3 separate regions of the Homo sapiens genome follow, and regions 1 and 2 are each linked to region 3. Evidence: chromatin contacts called from ENCODE Hi-C or POLR2A ChIA-PET data. All regions are on one chromosome and are shown on one strand. Each heading gives the region's core, a stretch centred on a gene start or an enhancer-like site at or near the end of the contact. The rest is flanking DNA. Distances are from core to core; before and after follow the strand shown.

Region 1 (4,443 bases), core at 1,671-4,170, 86 kb before region 3:
GAGACGAGAAGGTTAGCCCCTCATTTTAGACTTTAAGAAAAATCTGCCAGCAGGTGCCAGTCGGAGTGGGTAACGCACATGAAAGGCCAAGTCCAAGCTGGGTCGCCTGTGTCACAAGAGGAGTTTTTCAGGGAGAAGCACACAAAACACACATTGTCGTGGTCGCACACAGAGACATAAATTTAGGAACATGCTCACCCTTCGCCTGAACATAGTTAGCTCTGATAATGAGGAACAATGAGCCGGAATGAAGTCTCCTGGATCGAGTAGCAAGAACATTGACACTTGCTTATGCTCCCATAAAAGTGGCTTCCCTCCTCTTCCTCCTGCCATCCCTCCCCCAGGGCCAAATGACCCTCCACCACACACTGCTCTCCTTCCACACCTTTGCTTGGTGGAAGCATAGAAAGGACACGGAGCCAACAGGAGGCAGAGGACCTCTGTGGCTTTCCTGGCTCTTCCATATTGGAGAAGAATCCATTTTGGCATCTGAAGTCCGTGTAGGGGAAAGTTCAATATAGGATGCGTGTTGCCTGATGGACAAGGTGTGCAAATATGGATTCTCAAGATGGCAGTGGAAAATTGAGACAGGAGAAGGGGAGGCAGAAAGGTGAACTAGCCAAACAGAAGGCTCTGGAATCAGGCTGCCTGGCTTCAATCTGGTTCTACTACTTCTGCTACATTTAGCTGTGGGGTCATGGTGAATTGTTTCATTCCTAAGTGCCTCCCTTTCGTCTTCTGTTAGATGGGCTAGTACCAGCTCACAGACTTGGCAGCAAGATGAAATGTCTATCAACCACAAAGCACATAGAAAGTACTCAGTATGTGTTGACTGCTATTGAACCAATTCCCTGAGATAAAAAAGAAAGCAGTTGATAAGACTGTGACGACCTAAAACTGTAGGTCCTGTGATTCTCATTTAATTTTCTCGTTCATTCTTGAGATGGTGAAATGATACCCTTCTCACAGAGGGAAACCAGGGTCTAGGAAGAGTGAATGACGTATCCAAGGTGACACAGCAAATAGTGACAGGTGAAGGAATGTGACCAGGTCCCCCAACTTCAGGGGATCTGGCCCTGCAATTCTCAAGCATGGCAGAGTCAGTGGCCTGAGTATTAGAGTAAGGATGACTGTATTTTCAGACAACTTAGAAATATTGGTAGCAACAGGGGTTAAAAGAAAAATGATTTGAAAACTTCAGTTAATTAAAAAAAAAAGAAGCCAATTCCTCAGAACCTACCGTTTTCTACATCCTGGTGAGTCCAGATCTCTCGGTAATTGAGGCTCAGACCAGATGGTCTCCAGGGCAACCGGTATCGTTGTTCAGCACAGCGGTTAAAAAGCTGGGTCAAGAGTCAATCTTGATTCTGCCGTTGGACAAGTTACATCTCCTTGAACAGCTGACTTTTTTTAACGATTACAAAAATTAAGGTTTAATATGCATATAGAAATAGTCACCCTTTTTGGTGTACAGTTCTGCAAGTTTTGATGAACATATATAATGGCGGAAACATCATCACAATAAAAATATATAGGCCAAGTGCAGTGGTTCATGCCGGTAATCCCAACATTTTGGGAGGCCAAGGCAGGAGAATCCCTTGAGCCCGAGAGTTCGAGACCAGCCTGGGCAACATAGGGAAACCCTATCTCTACATAAAATTAATAAATAAGATAAAATTAGCTGGGCATGGTGATTCCAGCTACTTGGGAGGCTGCAGTAGGAGGATCACTTGAACCTGGGAGGTGAGCCATGATTTTGCCACAGCACTCCAGCCTGGGAGATATACATATACACAAACACACACACACACACACACACACTATATATATACACACACATATACATATTTATACATATACATATATATACATATATACACATACACATGTATATGTGTGTATGTGTATATATGTATATATATCTATACACATAAATATGAGTGTGTGTGTGTATGTGTGTATGCATATATACATATATAGAGAGAGAAAACATTCCCCAAAACCTCCTAAAATTCATTTCTGCCCTACCTCCAGCCCCTGGCAGCCATTGATCTGTTTTCAGACCTTATAGTTTTTCTTCACAAGGGTGTCATATAAATAGTCTTACAGTATGTGGTCTTTTGATTCTGTTTTCTTTTACTTAGCCTAATGCATTTGAGATTGCCCACATTTTTATGTATCAGTAGTGTGTTCCTTTTTATTGTTGAGTAATATTCTGTGGTGTTGAAGAACTAGTTTGTTTACCCATTCCTCAATTGAAGGACATTTGGGTTATTTTCAGTTTGGGGTGATTATGAATACAGCTACTGTAAGTATTTACATATGGGCTTCATTCCATTTAGATGAATACCTTGGAGTGGGCTTGATGGATTTTACCATCTGTGTCTGTTTGACTTTCTAAGAAACTGCCAAATTGTTTTTCAAAGTGGCTGTACCACTGTGTGTTCCCACCAGCAGTGTAAGAGAGTTCCAGTTGCTCTGTATCCTCATCAGCATTTAACATTATCCATTTTTAAAATTTTAGCCATTCTAATAGGATGTGAAACTTGGCTTTTAATCTATACAATGGGGACTGTAATTTCGTCTTCATGATATTCTTAGGCAAGGCAGCTGACATGTCCGTGTAAAGCACCGAGCATGGTGCCTGGTGTGCAAGGAAGGTTTGCCACATGCGAGCTGCATTATTTATTGTTCTGTCTAAGCCCAACATTCTTGCATGTGATAGATATTGTACATTATCCTTCTCCAAGTCCCCTTTTCTGCATGAAAACATTAGTGTGTATTGGTCCAGAATGCTACAGAGCTCTGTGAAGAGACCACTTTGTGTGTCTGTTTTAAAATCAGGCTCTGTTTTGTCTCCCTGGCTCTCTGCAAAGAGACGGAGCAATGGCTGCTGGCATCGGGCCAGGCCAGTCCCAGAGAGCTCTGAAGCCAGGCTTTGGTGAGCAGGCCGTCCGGGCAAGCCCTCCTGCCACAGCCTGAAGCCTGGGGGTTTTTCTTGGCCTCCTCCCACCCCTGCTGCTGGGCTTTCTTGCTGGCCTGCCCTGCCAGCACTGAGCTCCCAGCCAGAGGCACAGGGGCACTATACACACGGTTCCCTATTAAACACAGATCACCAAAAAAAAAAAAAAGCAAAACAGTGAAATGAATCAATCTCTGGGGGAGTTGGCCTTGGAGGTCTCGTGGAGGGAAACAAACCATACAAATGCTCCTTTCAAAGCCCAGCTGAGCTGTTGGCCTCGTCACAGTGGTCACTGCTGGAGGCTGGAGATGGTGACATTTATTCTCCCTTCCTGACAGCAGCCCCACAGAGCCGCGTTAATGTTCCAGGTAGCTCTGATACTCAGCAGCAGCCCAAGTTTCCAGGACTTTGGGCATTCTGGCAGCAAGCCCAAAGATATGACATGACAGGCTTAAATAATCCAGGCAGCGAACCTGAAGAAATATGGGGTGGACCCAAAGACATCAGGAGGCTGGCCCAGGCACGAGGCAGTGGGTCTAGGTAATGCAAATGGCAGGCTTAAAGAGAACAGGCTGCGGGCCCAAAGATACCAGACAGCGAATGTGCCTAAGGAAGCCAGGCAGTGAGCCTAAAGAAGTCCAGTGTCAGGAACAAAGAATGCAGGTGACAGGTCCAAAGTAGGGTTACATGGCACTGCTTCTATGGCACTTTTGCACAAATTAGAAAAAGTTGCCCCCTCTGAGCAAACATAGCTCTGCAAGTGCCCTGTTTTGATGGGCAGAACATTCCTGTAGTAGGACACATCATGTTTAACCCATGAGACAGCCATGGGTCCAAGGCCCTTACCTTCCCTGTCACTACCCTGGGTTTCTTTCCAAGTAGATTTTCACGGCCATCAGATGCACCTTACCTATGAGTTAAGCTCTGAGCAGGCCCTCCATGGATCACTGGGATTCTCTTTCAGAGACCATCATTTCATGGTCTCTGGGGGAAGAAGGCCTAACAGGAGGAAAGCTTGAGCTCCATGGGAAGGAGAGGCTGAGCCTGAAGTTCTAGTAGCACAGGGAGTGCTGTCAGCGAGAGAGCACCATTTCCAGCCTCCTTATTTGTCCCAGGAAGAACTGAGAACCAGGGATGGAAAAGACCTGGCAAGGACCACACCATCCCTTGCTGCCAGGTTGCTGAGGGAGACTGGGAGGGGCTGTTCGATTGGTCAGGGGGTTGGATGTGGTGCTACCGAGAACTGCTGATCTGAGGGCCAGCAAGCTACCTTTACCATTCAGGAAGATACAGGTGGATCTGGGAGGTTTTGGAGTAGGCGGCAGGGAAGCAAAACTACAAAAGAAAGACAAATTGACAACTTGAACCTCCCTTGCTTTGGCTCCTGGAACCTACGCTTTCTTAGTTTTCCTCCCACTTCTCTTGCTGTTCCTTCTCCGTCTCTTGGCTGGCTGCCTCCTCCTTTTGTAAACTTCCCAATA
Region 2 (4,178 bases), core at 965-3,464, 110 kb after region 3:
TCAGTGCCTCAGTTAACTGGCTGCTTTGAGTATTTTGATTCTGCTTGATGCCTGTCTGCGTATTCCTTCATTCATTTGTTTATGCTGCCATTCATTACATATTGGTTCAACTCTCTTTGCCAGTATAGACCCAGATTATATTTTGATCGGGAACATTGTCTTTTTAGTCAAAGTTACAAAGAGTATTTTCCCTAAAGACCAGTCAAGGAAGCTGGCCATTTCAAGTAATCTACAAATATTTATTCCTGAAGGAATACTAACTTTTTAGGGACCTTTTAAACCCAACAAAATCTAGTTGCTGGGTTTAAAATGAATAGAAGGAAGGACGGAAGGAAAGAGAGAAGGAAGGAAAGAAGGGAGATGGATTGGTTTGTGATTTTTAATTCAGACAAACTTTGAAGAAACACCCTTTCTTTAAATAATAAATACTGGCTGCTAATTTGTTGAATTTTAAATAATATGATAAAATGGTACTTAAGGAAGCTATACACAACAAAGATAAACATTTTTGCTCTCATGGGATCTCTATTTAAAAGTAGAAAAGATTGTTTTAACAGAGCGTCATATAATAGCAAATATGGTAGCTGGCTTATTAGAAAGTCATAAATGTTTATGTTTGACTCACATTTTGTAAAATGTTGTCACTGAGCGTGGTTATATATGGCAGTTTCTTGTAGTCCGTCTCACTAAAATTAACTGTTCACTAGTAAAAGGTTCACAATACTGGGTATAACTTAATGAGAATTAAAACAAGCTCCTCTTTTCAGCAGAGCTTTTGCTTGAGAGAAAAGTCCCCCCAGAATATCAGGGAGATACTTCAGATAAACATTCAGAATCACCTCCTGGCTAAGCATGTGAGCCAGGAAAAAAAGAAAAAAAAAAAAAAAAAAAAGAAAAAACTCAGTCAAGACCCCCATGGCAAGTGGAAAGGATTTGAAATAGCTCATAATTTGGGCTTTGAGCTATTCTGCAGGGTTGTTAGCTGTTTGGTATGATTCGTTTTATCCAAGAGCAGTTCCGGATTGTCAGGCATCCTCTCTTATTGCAAAGATAAATAAATAGAAATTCAGACATTCGGGGAGAATTTGACTTTTATTTCCTTCTTCCTCATTAGAGCCTATTTGGACCCTCACCCCCACCCCCACCCCCCTTTTAAGCCTTTCCGTTTCATGATAACTCTTTCAAGAAGAGAAACAAGCATAAAACAAACAACAGTTAGAAAGAAGCAACCACCTTGTTGGGGATTCCTGTGAATGTATTTAGAAATGAAACACTTCTTGCTTTTGCTTTAATAAGCATTTAGGAGGCTCTACTATCGGGCCATGAGTAATGAGAAAGAGGTATGGTTTTGATTTACTACTGTAGTTTAAATAGACTTAGAATCCAGTGAAATTGTTTTGTTCTAATTCTATCCATTTTTTTCTCAGTTCACCAACTTCTCAAAGAAAGACTTTCCCCAAGTAGCCGGCATTTTCCCAGTATGATAAGGCAAGCAGCGAGAAAGTTTTGTTGTTGTCTTTGTCTTGCTTTTCCCCACTTCAAGCCTCTGAGGCCCCATGGAAATCCTTGGAGTACACTTGGTTGAGTATGGACCATTCTAAATGAAATACAAATCAAAAGCATCCTTTCACTGGCCCCTTTAGGTTCTTAAGCAGAAGAATGTTCTGATCACTGAAGCCATTTCAAGACCTGAAATTAGAAAGTAATAAAAAATATCACACTCTCCCTGGTGGGTAGGACATATAATTGGTTCCCCAGCAGGACTTCAGCTCCAAGTGAGAAATGCGTAGCCTGTGGATCCTTGCTTTCAGAAGAACCACATGCAAACACTACCAAATAAGTAAAAAATAAGCAAAGGGAAACAGGAAAACCAGAGACAAATTCAGAAATAAATAGCCAAGGGCTAGAAAGAATAAAGAAAAAAAAAAAGCATTAACCCCAGATGTCTTTAAACACAAAAATTTGTGCACAAAACACCAGACGAGACGGTAAGTTTATGTGTTTAGATCAGCTTGGACAAACACCGCTGTTCAGGACTGCAGTTATTTTTTTGGATTCCATTCTGGCTGCAAGATGTTCTTGGGGAGAAAATGGACTGTGCTCACACAATCCTAACTGTTTGGGATTTGACTTAAAAAACTGGCCAGGGCCTTGATTTGCAGCTCACTCTTGGCCTAAGCCCGGCGTTCCAGCCGGTTGGGTTTTGTTGCTCGTGGAGTTTGGAAGCCGAACAGTTGGGGTGTGCTGCGATGGACAGGGCCACTGAGCACACAGAGCCTGGTGCTATGCTGCCACCTTCTGTCTAATGTGTCATAGCAAGAGGTGGCTGAGCTCTGGACTGCCTAGAAAACTCGGTGACTTTCTGCCTTTGAGAGTCAGGTCCTCTATAATCTGCACATTCCGGAGCAGCAGTGCCCTCTCTTCCTGTACACCTGTGGGTTCAAGGCCTTGGGGGCTGGCCCTTTGATAGCTTCTTCCAGAACCCACGCCAGTCTGTTTGTTTGCCTCTCTTCCTCATTCCCTCCCTCTCTCCCTGCCAGATCTTGAAGTTTCCGTAGGTAGAAGGGTCTGGAAAAACGAGGTTGAAGGCAAAGACAGGGCTTTTCGTTTTCAAACGTCAGCACACTCTTGTCTAAATTACTGCCAAAGACAAATGGGATGAAGTGGAGGAAAGGAAAAGTGAGATTGAATAGCAGGAAAAAAGCCCTGACAGCAAGATCTATTGCCCTGTGGAGAGGTGTCCCCAGGGGTGAGCTATTGGTTGAGATATTTAAAACTTGAGTGGACAAAACATTAGACCCTTCACCACAGGGAACAATTCTACAGCAGCCCCTGGGACCTGACCCTCGTGAGCGCAGAGGTCCTTCCCAACTCTAATTTTTTATGATTTCTCAATTGACTTCCCATTCTATAAAAAGTATTCTGTTGCTGCTCAGAAACCCAACTGCTTTGACATTCTGTTTGAGGTCGGGATGGTTTCAATCTACTTTCAGTTGTGTGCAGCATTGAAAATGCCCCTATACCTACTTTTTTTGAGCCAAAGAAATGTAAATTCATATAATTAAGCCTAGAAATATGTATTTGAGGAATGACATAGGGGACACTGCCCTTGACAACTGGCCAAGACATGACTCGCCAAGCACCCGGGGATTTGCTGTACAGCCTTTGACAAATGCTTACCCTTTCTGAGTCACCAGTTTTCATTGGGTTGTCTCACTGGTCAGGATGAGAATATCTGATGCCAGTTGGGAACATTTTGGAAGGACTGTGGTGGTGAAAGAAATAGCTTAGTTCTGCACCTGATTGCCAATCACTCCTTGTTGTGAGGATTGTACACTTCTCAGCTTGCAGGCCTGGATCAGGGGAGACAAAAGGAGGGAGAGAGGTGAGATGTCGGATGTGCGGTCATGGTCTTTGCTTGCAGGTTCTCCCTCCCTGGGGTGACTGGGTTCAGCCATCCAGCTGATTATTTTTAGGCTCTTGTTAATTGCCAGGCATGGAGCTAGGAGCTTGTGTGTCAGAGTGGAAGTGAACAAAAACAGTGGAGAACAAATGGAGTCCTCAGGGATACCTATCTCAGTGGCTTCGAACTGTTCTTAGGGTAAAGTTTAAAATCCCACATTCTGCAAAGCATCAGGTGATCTGGCCCTTCCTGCTTCTTTGATCTCTCCTTGGACCTTTCTCCAGCAGGCTGAGTTCCCTCAATTTTCCTTGGTGAGCTCTGTTTCTTCTCATCTCAGTGCCTGCCTGGGTGCTCAGCCCAGACACTCCTGGTCTTGCCACCCCTTTCACCTGGTCAGTGCTGCTTCTCATCTTTCAGTTCCCAGCTGTAAGGTCTCTTGCCCAGAGACGCCTTCCCAGACCTCTGGGCTGGGGTTCAGTTTCTCCAGCATGTGCCCCTCTGGGCCTTGTCTCATCTCTATCCAAGCACATGCCATTAAGGGTGAGTGCAGGACTGGAGGTTTACTATGGATCTCCTTGCCAGCCCATGCTCCGTGTGACAGGCAACTCGCTTGTCTTGTCTTTGCCTCGCAGGGCCTCCCACAGGGCCTTGTTCAAAGTATAGCTGTTGAGTGGATGAACAAATGAAAGGCTGAATGAATGAAGTGCTATAACATTGGTAGGCACTGTTGCAGAGGTTGAGATAAGGAATTGCACCCGGAAGGGCTTCCTGTAGG
Region 3 (4,796 bases), core at 675-3,174:
CCAGTAAAAATACCCCACGAAAGACAAGGTCAAAAGTCTCTGAGGGAGACAGCAACCCAAATGTTATGTTCCTCAGCGAAAAAATCAACAAACTGGTACATCCACACAACAGAACACTACTCAGCGATCCAAAGAAACACGTGACTCACACACGTGGCAACCTGGGCGATCTCAAATGCATCCTGCCGACAGAAAGAAGCCAGTTTAGAAGTCTAGATGCCACATGACTTCATTTATAGGACATCCTGGAAAGGGCAAAACCATAGGGATGGACCACAGATCAGTGGTGGCCAGGGGGTTGTGGGGTGAGGGGAGGGTTTGATTTTCAAAGGGGAACAAAGGAACATTTTGGAATGACAATTTCTATATCTTGACTCTGGTGGTGGTTACATAACTGTATGCAATTATCCAAACTCATAGCACTGTATGCTAACAATAGTAAGTTTTACTGTTTGTGGATTTTAACTTAAAAATGAGGGAAAAGGGGCCAGGCGCGGTGGCTCACGCCTGTAATCCCAGCACTTTGGGAGGCCGAGGCGGGTGGATCATGAGGTCAGGAGATCGAGACCATCCTGGCTAACAAGGTGAAACCCCGTCTCTACTGAAAATACAAAAAATTAGCCGGGCGCGGTGGCAGGCGCCTGTAGTCCCAGCTACTCGGGAGGCTGAGGCAGGAGAATGGCGTGAACCCGGGAAGCGGAGCTTGCAGTGAGCCGAGATTGCGCCACTGCAGTCCGCAGTCCGGCCTGGGCGACAGAGCGAGACTCCGTCTCAAAAAAAAAAAAAAAAAATGAGGGAAAAGGACATGAAAAGCACACTTGGATGTTCAGCTCTGTGGACAGGCACTGAGAAGAGGTATCTGGTCAAAAAATGGGGGCTGTCTGCAGGATGCTGTGACACTCAGGTGACCCATAGGTCAGCTGGGGCTTCCCTGTGCCTTGGAGCTCCAGCCTGTAAATCCCCAGGGCTTTCGCAGCTATGTCTGCTCCTTCCCAAGGCTGTTTGCGCTCGTGGTCCCTTGGCCTCTAGCATCTGCTCACACCGTGGGCTTTTTGCCCAGCAACACCCTGTACTGACCTCTTCACTGGTTTCCCTGAAATCCAGGCACAACAGGCACTGAGAGCTTGTCTGGCTTCCCAGAAGCTAGGGATGGACGCCACAAAAAAGGGCAGCTCATACCATCCTTGTCTTCCTTTCTTTCCATTTCTGTTCCCCATTCCCTTCTCTTGGTTTGCTCCTGGGAACTCCAAATCCTTTGCCCTTTTTTATACGGAGCATTTAAGCTTTTCCCAGCTCTTCTTCCCCAGAGATGTGCTCCAAGCTGATCAGGTCCTCTGCAGAACCAGAGGACTTCTTTTCATTAAAGATCTCTTTACTATTATAAATTGCATCGCATTTTTTCCTATTATACTTGATAGTTGGGACCTGCCTAGTGCTCCTCAGCCTGGATGAGCAGCCCCATGCATTTCTGAGTTCCAGTCCTTCCAAAAGCCTTCAGAAAGCACCCAGCCCCAGTCCAGGCCTCTGCTCGCTGATGAGGTTGCTTTGCCATGTGCCATCTCTCTCCTGTGCAGCTACAACTGTCACTCCCAGATGCACTGAAAGGTCCCCACACTGGCTCTGTGACACTGCAGTTTCTCTCCTGCCTTCCAAATTCATTACAGCAATTTGCAGTTGGTATTTCCTCTTGTCCTTGCTTTTCTTTTTGCTCGCATCCCCCTTTCACTTCCTCCATTTGTCATCTCTGTCAGAAGACAGGCCCTGATTGTTCCAGGTCCATAGCTTCAGCCGAAGCAACTGCAGCCAGCCCCCATTACTGGGCTAATTAACTGCCGGGCTGCCTGAATTCCAAGGTCCTTCCAGGGAAGGGCTTGCCTGCTCCCCAAAGAGGCCACTCCGTCTGGCACTCTGGGAGCGCCGCTGCAGCACCCCAGCCCGGCTCCAGAAGTCTGGGCCTTCTTCCCGTTCCGAGAGCCCTTTCCCCTCATCTCTCAGAGAGTAAGCGTGAAACAATTTCCTCTTTTCACAGGGGCTCGGTGGCAGGCAGATTAATGAATGCGAGCCCAGCACAGAGGCCAGCCTGCCAAAACCGTCTGCAATGCATTCGGTTGTCCCCACGGCGGGCTGCAGGAGGGACAGTCAGAGGTGACAAAAGACACAGAGCTGCGCAGTCAAGTTCCCAGCAGCGGCTGCTGCTCCAATGTGACCTCAAATTCCACTGCAGAAATGATCTTCCATCTCCAGCTCCTCCAATGCCCAAGTCCAACACCCCCTCCCTGAAAGCCTCCACTCCGGAGAAGCCAGCTCTGAGCTCCTTGCTTGATGTTTTGTGAATAAAGGGCCAGCAACAGCCGGTGGCCCCTGCCATAAACACCCAGTGTCTAGCATGCTCCCATTAAGGCTTTGGCGTGGGGCTTCCATGGAGGGGCACAGAGATTATGAGGCCCTCTGGTTCGCAGGCTCTCCACCAGGCCCTCTGCTGCCTGCCTCTGTTATAAAACTGCAGGGCATGGGCGAGACTAGTTGGGTATTTTTAAGAGGCTGTTTTTTTCCTTTCCTTCAGTGCAGTTTTTAACAAACTAGTGTATAGAACTCACTCCTCAAAATGGGAAACAGATGGTCCTAGTGTGGACCTTGGGGATATTTGCTTTGGAAACGCCCAGCATGACAGAGTCTGTGAAAGAATTCTCAGCAGCTGGGTCCCGCTGGGCCCAGCCAAGTGTTCAGGGAGCCTGTTGCTCCCTGAAAAGGTGGTTGCCAGCCCTGGAGTTTCCCTGGAGGGCTTTGCAGCCATGACTGTGACAGCAGGAGCAGACGGTGATCTTGTGAGTTACTCCCTGCCCCCTGATGGAGTGGAATTGTTACTTTCCGTTTGTGGGTCAGTATCCCTTCCCCCAAGGCTGGTTGATAACCGAAGTTAATCATATCTTGGCTTCTTCATGGCAGAATTCTCCAGCCTGTTGGGAGGGGTGCTCTTCTGTATAGGCCCCTGTGTCTGAGCTGCCCAGTTTAGATGCTCGGCTCCCGAAGGACAGATAGCTAAGGCCCAGCTAGTACCATGGCTAGGTATTTTTAAGAGGAAGTGGGATGAATTTACAAAGCCCAGAAACATTTTGGTCACACAGTCACACACACACACACACACACACACACTTACACACATATACACACATGTAGACACACTCCAACATACACACATACCTCACAGATATTTTTGTTTTATCTTTGCCATATTCATGCTCCTTACATAACATGTGTTTTGACTTTTTAGGACTGGGACTGTTTCAGTTAGGAAAATAGCCAGGCTTCCAGATTGTCTCATTTAATGTTTCTAATTTTAAATTATCCTTTCATCTGATATCGATATTACTACATCAAGTCTATTTTTATTTGCATTTGGTTGGCTTATCTGTTGTTATTCTTTTTTTTTAATTTCATGTCATTTTGTTTCCAGGTTGAATTGTGGGTAGCATACAGCGGGATTGTAAAAATCTGAAAGTTTTAGACTTTTTATAAAAGAATTTTATCCATTCACATTTATTGTGATTATAGATATGTTTAGACTTATTTCTGAGATTTTATTTCTTGTTTTCTACTGGCTGTGAGATGTCTGTTGTTTTTTGTGTATTTGGATAGAGTTTTTGTGTTTTGGTTAAACTCTTTTTTTTCTCTAGTTTGGAATTTATACATGCTATTTCTCATGTTCTCAGAGTAAGAATGGCACTGGGCTGGGAGGTAAGAGACAGGCTCTATTTGCAACTTGGTCATTAACTATGTGACTTTTGGGTAAGTTACTTTCCCTCTTTGGGCTTCAGGTACCACTACCATAATGAGATAGTTGGATTAAATGATTTTGAAGGCCTTACCTAATCACATTGATGATTTGGTGGTTTAGAGAAGTCTAGAGGATAGAGGAAGTTTTGGTCTGTCCAGGGAATGTGAACTTTCAAAATTGGAGGGAACATTTCCACCACCACTCTTCAGTGAGGTATTATATCTGGTTGTCAGATGAACTCAAACTTGAGCTTTATTGGCATGGTTCATCTTTTCAGGCAACAATTGGGCTTAGCTCATCCCTCATTTGGGATGATCATAAGTGGGATATTTGTAACTTAGCAGTACCTATGTAAAAGTTTTCACTCCTAGACATGCTCACCAAATATACTCCCCTAAATTTCCAAGCCCCCTTGCAGTTAGGTAGATCAGGTAATTAAGCCTTGCCAATGGACTATGAGCCAAAGTGATTTCACATTGTGGAAAGTGTTTCACTTTTGGGTTAAAGCATTTAAGAACTAGTATCTGACCCTTAGTACTCTCTTCTCTGATGAAGTTACTGGTAACGGGTCCTAATCCAGACCCCAAGAGAGGGTTCTTGGAAAGAATTTGGGGTGAATCCATAGAGTAAAGTGAAAGTGAGTTTATTAAAAAAGTAGAGGAACAAAAGAGTGGCTACTCCATAGACAAAGCTGCCCCAAGGGCTACTGGTTGCTCATTTTTATGCTTATTTCTTGATTATATGCTAAACAAAGGGTGGATTATTCCTGCCACCCCTTTTTAGACCATATAGGGTAACTTCCTGAGTTTGTCATGGCATTTGTAAACTGTCATGGCACTGGTGGGAGTGTAGTGGTGAGGACAACCAGAGGTCACTCTCGTCACCATCTTGGTTTTGGTAGGTTTTAGCTGGCTTCTTTACTGCAAGCTGTTTTATCAGCAGGGTCTTTATGACCTGTATCTTGTGCCCATCTCCTATCTTATCCTGTGACTTAAAATGCATTAACTATCTGGGAATACAG

The links. A loop is a pair of places that touch in the nucleus more often than their neighbours do. ChIA-PET counts read pairs that join two places held with the same protein, here RNA polymerase II (POLR2A). Pooled maps may share reads with other maps.
Region 1: a map of posterior cingulate gyrus shows a loop between it and region 3 (10-fold over the local background). The contact joins two enhancer-like sites. A Hi-C loop is called at or near these places in 1 of 168 maps with a recorded cell type or tissue (posterior cingulate gyrus) and 2 of 50 pooled maps. POLR2A ChIA-PET finds 5 or more read pairs at or near these places in 2 of 52 experiments (B cell and WTC11).
Region 2: a map of CD14-positive monocyte shows a loop between it and region 3 (3-fold over the local background). The contact joins two enhancer-like sites. A Hi-C loop is called at or near these places in 2 of 168 maps with a recorded cell type or tissue (CD14-positive monocyte and heart right ventricle) and 6 of 50 pooled maps. POLR2A ChIA-PET finds 5 or more read pairs at or near these places in 1 of 52 experiments (GM12878).

The regions. Positions count from the first base shown.
Region 1 is chr10:113,184,316-113,188,758 of GRCh38, forward strand. No RefSeq gene overlaps it. Among named protein-coding and RNA genes, the nearest start is that of SNORA87, 140 kb to the left of the region's middle. Within about 2 kb of position 2,921, at least 4 of the 41 ENCODE cell types and tissues checked have a DNase peak (open chromatin) inside an H3K27ac peak, as active enhancers do.
Region 2 is chr10:113,383,042-113,387,219 of GRCh38, forward strand. No RefSeq gene overlaps it. Among named protein-coding and RNA genes, the nearest start is that of HABP2, 170 kb to the right of the region's middle. RefSeq lists a silencer at 2,269-2,378. Within about 2 kb of position 2,215, at least 8 of the 41 ENCODE cell types and tissues checked have a DNase peak (open chromatin) inside an H3K27ac peak, as active enhancers do; they include heart right ventricle, where a contact is called at or near this core.
Region 3 is chr10:113,271,672-113,276,467 of GRCh38, forward strand. No RefSeq gene overlaps it. Among named protein-coding and RNA genes, the nearest start is that of SNORA87, 230 kb to the left of the region's middle. Within about 2 kb of position 1,925, at least 14 of the 41 ENCODE cell types and tissues checked have a DNase peak (open chromatin) inside an H3K27ac peak, as active enhancers do; they include heart right ventricle, where a contact is called at or near this core.